Regions from separate parts of the Homo sapiens genome. Here region 2 is linked to region 1. A link is a loop called in an ENCODE intact Hi-C map of the cell type or tissue named here. Cell type or tissue: endothelial cell of umbilical vein. All regions are shown on one strand.

The links. Peaks named below come from ENCODE experiments on the same cell type or tissue, not always from the same donor. Only the 100,000 strongest peaks of a DNase experiment are listed, where the experiment ranks them.
Region 2: a loop joins it to region 1, with 8 times the contacts of the local background. A loop is called at or near these places in 11 of 110 quality-filtered maps.

Annotation. Positions count from the first base shown.
Region 1 is chr5:155,026,925-155,029,424 of GRCh38, reverse strand. No RefSeq gene overlaps it. Among named protein-coding and RNA genes, the nearest start is that of KIF4B, 14 kb to the right of the region's middle. In endothelial cell of umbilical vein, a CTCF peak has its summit at 1,183 (motif pointing right); no DNase peak of the experiment used is centred here.
Region 2 is chr5:154,966,066-154,968,565 of GRCh38, reverse strand. MRPL22 (mitochondrial ribosomal protein L22) reads right to left here. Exons shown (of 7, transcript NM_014180.4): 7 at 1-1,880. The coding sequence ends at 1,669. Among named protein-coding and RNA genes, the nearest start is that of MRPL22, 26 kb to the right of the region's middle. In endothelial cell of umbilical vein, a CTCF peak has its summit at 940 (motif pointing left); DNase peaks (open chromatin) are centred at 935 and 1,945; H3K4me3 peaks cover 361 bases; H3K27ac peaks cover 2,031 bases.

The DNA of each region.
Region 1 (2,500 bases):
GTTTTTGGTAAATTTGTCTGTTGAGCTTCATACTGGAGTTATGAGTAGGAAATAATAATACAGTATTACAGTACTCTGGGTTTGTTTGTGCAGTCAATTTTACCAGTGGGTTTTATACTTTCAATTTTTTTGGCACGTTAGTGTTGTTTTCTTTCAGATTTGAGAACCCTCTTTAGCATTTCTTGTTAGATAGATCTGGTAGTGGTAAATTCTCTTAGCTTTTGTTTGTCTGGGAAAAAAACTTTATCTCCCCTTCAGATTTGAAAGATAATTTTGCTAGATATAGTATTCTTGAATGTCAGTTTTTTTCTTTTGGCACTTTGAAAATGTCATTCCATTCCCTCCTGGCCTGTATGGCTTCCACTGAAACGTCTGTTGCCAGATGAATTGGAGCTCCTTTATAAATTATTTGCTTCTTTTCTCTTGCTACTTTTAGGATTCTCTCTTTGTCCTTGACCTTTGAGAATTTTATTATTACATGCCTTGAGGTAGTCTTATTTGGGGTCAAAGCTATTTGGTGTTCTCTAACCTTCCTGTGCCTGGTTATTTATAACTTCACCAAGTTTTTTAAAGTTTTCTGTTATTATTTCTTTGAATAAGCTTTCTACCCTGTACTCTTGCTCAGCTGCCTTTTGAACATCCATAATTCTTAGATTTGGTCTTTTAAGGTAATATTTTTGTATCTTGTAGGCAATCTTGCTGTTCATCCTTTTTGTTTCTCCTCTGTTTGTGTGTTTTCAAATAGTCATCTTCTAGCTCATCGATTCTTTTCTCCACTCTATCAATTCTGCTGTTGAGACCCTCTAATAAATTTTTCAGTGTAGCACATATATTTTTCAGTTTCATGATTTCTGTTTGATTTTTTAAAATTATTTCAATCTCTGTTAAATTTTTCTGATAAATTTCTGACTTGCTTTTTTGTGTTATCTTGGAGATCCCCTAAAACTACTGTTTTAAATTCTTCTTCAGAGAGCTCACATATCACCATCTCATTAGGGTCAGTTACTAGTTCCTTGCTTTGTCTGTTTGGGGAGATCATGGTTCCTTGTTTGCTGTTACTTCTTATGGATGTATGTCTATGTATTTGTATTGCTTTAATTATTTATTCCAGTCTTCTCTAACTGGCTTGTTTAGGTTTTTATTAGATGTGTTTGCTTGGATGTTCTTTACTATTTGGTCACTGCCTCCCCTTTGGCTCTAGGTGGCACCTTAAGCCCAGGTTCTCCTCAGCTCTAGTAAATAATTGAAGCACTGTCCTTCCTGAATGCAGAAGCTCCTAAAGGGGATATCCCAGCATTGTGGGAAAGCTGGCTAGGGGTTTGTGCCCAGGGGACCTGTGGAATGAACCACCTTCAGCGTGGTGTGCTACTGTGATTTGGCATCTCCTTTGGCCAAGTTACAGAGCAGAGTTCCCAGGGCTGGAAATGGTAATCATAACTCCCACTTTGTCTCTGCCTGTCTTCAGGGATATTTCTCTCTTCAGACACTCTCGATGCTACCCGTGGCTTAAGGAAGGGACAAATCTCCTGCCAGGGCATCCAAGATGGTTGTCCACCTTAGTCTCACTGTTTCCAGTGTAGAGACAGTGAATTGGGGGAAAATATTTCTGCATGCTTGGTGCTGGGCAGAATGGAGGGAGGAGCATCACAGATGTGGAAGTCCTATTCTCTGCTCAGAATTTTTTTCACTTCTCTGAGGCCCTGGGAGCTATCTCATCTTCATATTTGAGTTCTGGCGTATTTTTTAGGATAATCTCAGCACTCAATGTTTGTTTTTGGTTTTCTGTGAAGGGGAGTAAATCCAGCTTGCTTCTGCACCACCATTTTGGAACTGGAAGTCCTCTCAGTAAGCATCTTTATGATGGGTATTTCTGGACATTTATCTTGTTCCTTTTTGTTTGGAACATATTTCCCTATTTATTCATTCACCTTGAATATTTATTTATTAATTTACCTTGACTGTGTTGGTGTCTGCTCATTAGAAAAAAAAAGTCCACCTCTCCTAGTCTTCATGGACTGGCCTCATATAGGAGAATATCTTCATCAACCAGCCCAGCCAGAAATTCTGGGGCCTCAAACTTTTATTGCTAGTCCAACCTGCTTTCTTTATTTTCAGTGACTCCCAGGTATGTTTGGTCCAGTTGGTGCTCTGAGACAAGTGAAAAATGAAGCCAATTCCTTGGGAAGCCCCCCAAAAACTTAGATCATTAGACGCTGTCCAACTCTTTTCCTCCCCCAAGGAGCAGCTGGAATTTGAGTGTTGTTTTTTTTTTTCTACCTGCTCACTGTGCACCAAGCTGGGTGGCGGGGAGTGATGACTAATTATATGCTAGGTAAAAATTCTATCTTTCTTTCACTAGCCCCCAGGTGACTAGAATGCTAGGTTCCATTAATGCTCTGAGACAGGCAAGAAAGAAGCCAGTTCTTTAGGCAGCATCCAGAAAAGTTAGAGCATTGGATGTGTGGTCTCTTTCCCTCCCCACAGAGAAGCTGGGAGCTAG
Region 2 (2,500 bases), 61 kb after region 1:
ACTTAGTCTGAGAGTAGAGCCCAGGAATTTGCATTTTTAAACAAATTCTTCAAGTGATTCTAAAAAAGGTTTTCTACAGAGAACATTGAGTCTCTTGTTTCATAAATGAATGAAATGGAGGCCAGCAAGGGAAGAGACCTATCCAGTCTTCTTTCTGGCTAATGAGAATGCACAGACTAGAATGAAGGTTACCTTTTAATATTCCAGTGTTATTTCCCTGACTCCATGCTACAACAGCTTAGGACCCAGAATGAATCTGTCCTACACCTTGGTTTATTCCACTGACCCCTGATGTCTTTTTACCCATGCATTAGGTTAACTGGAGAGACACAAAAACCCAGCTGTATACTCAAAAGGTATGCAGAACCAGCTACTTTAGAAACCTTTCAATCATAGCCCCAATATTTACATGCTGTGTGACTTGTGATAGTTATTTGAATTCTGTGTGCTTCGGTTTATTCCTTTGTAAAGTGGTAAAACAAAAGCTACATTTTCAGGATGTTGTGAAGAATTATGTAAAATACTAGCACAGAGCTTGCAAATAACAAGTTCCCAGTAAACAGTAACTATTATTAATGCCATCTTAAAACATGGCAATAAAACTACATTTTTTCATTCTCCTAAAGCCGTATTCTCAAAGCGTAGTCCCCTACAACAGAATTACCTGGAAGTGTTTGTTTAAAACATAGATTTCTGAAACCAGCCCCCCATAAGACCTAGTGAATTGAATCATTGGGGTGGGGCCCAGAAGTCTGCATTAACAAGCAAGCATCCTCGATTCTTCTTTTGCATGCAAAAGTTGGACTAGGGCTGTAGACAAAGAGTACTTCTTCTTAATGAAGACGTGTATGAATGAGAGGGAAGCAGTGTTGAACACTCTAATTTGAAACTAACAATTTTCTGCTAATAAAAGGTTGAGTGCCACCTACTGCCCCATTTTAGAATGCAATGCTGAGATTGGTTCAATTCCTCTCTCAGTAATTGAATTTACCCTGAAAAATAAATCAATCCTAAACAAGATATCCAAACAATATAAAGCACTGTTGGAAGAAGAAATAAAAACAGGCTTTGCTTAACCAAAAGAAAATTTTCAAAGTTAAAGGTTTTTGGAGTTTTAGATTCGTATATCTAATAAACTCCTGTAGTTTCGAGTTACTGCTAAAACAGTAAAGGAAAATATAATTTTTGACTCACTGGCCTGTGCCAACAGTGAAAGGAAAAACGGTACCACTGAACACCCTAAAATACTGTAATGAAACAACATGCAGCCACTCTAACTTCCCATGGTCCCAAGAGAAAATTAAGTGAAATAAAAGCAATTTTCTTACCTCATAACACTGTATTCAAGTCCAGTATCAAAACAGCCACCTGCAGGACACTAGTTGGAAAGTTAACATTCCCTTTCAAAGTTACTCCAAAAGCCTTTTGAAATATAGTCTGTTACTATGTTTAAAGCTGATTTCCCCTTCCAAGTCGCAAATGCATACAAATATGCCCAGAGGCTCAAAAGAAATGGGCAAAGCCTTATAAATATTCATTTACAACTAGCAGTTATACACTGTTTCAATAATTCAATGAGAAATCATAAAAAGCATTTGCCTTCAATTTTTGTTTATTTTTAGAAAATAAATGGCAAAATATATACACTGTGGAGTCTGAATCTCCTCATCATAGAGTGTGAACGATGGTCCGGCTGCGAAGCTGCTGAATATACTCTTTGGCATGGGCAACTGCCGTCTTTGGTGGCTCAGGTGGAGGTGGGGGCCCTTCCACCAACTTCACAAAATAATGGCAATAAACCTTCTCCATGATCCCAAAGCGACCTCTGCCATGGTAGCGGATGCGTTTCAGGCACTGGCCTCGTCCTGAGGTGGACTCAGCTAAACAGGAAGAAAAAGAGAATTACAGGAAATGAGTGTTATCCACAAGCCTGATCAGCTGAGCAATTTCTGTCCTTTCCTTGACTGGATTCTGAGATTACATGGGCTCACTGGTTGGCTAGAGCAGGCTTGTCTCAAAACAACTATCTCCTGAATGCTAACTAAGGACCAGGCACTATTCTAGTGTTGGAGAAGTAAGAGTGCACAAGACTGGCAAGGCCCCTGCCTCCAAGCAGTTTACATTCTGGAGAAGAAAGACGTAAAATAAAATGATAATTTCAGCTAGTGACAAGTGCTGTGAATAAATCAGAATGAGATGACAGACAATGATGGGGTGTAAGGGACTTCAGACTGGGAGTGTCAAGAGGCATCCCTGAGAAAGAGACATTTGATCTAAGAGCAGAATGAATCATCTATTTGAATATCTAGGGACAGGGTATTCCAGGCAGAGGAAACAGCAAGTGCAAAGGCCCAATGGTGGGAATGCACTCGGCTTGTTTTAGGAAAAGAAAGAAGACTACCATGCTGAAGCATAGTAAGCAAGGGGAAGAGAAGCACAAACAAGGAAAAGAGATTAGAGATAAAGCTAGGGCAAGATTACACAAGGTCCTGTAGGCTCA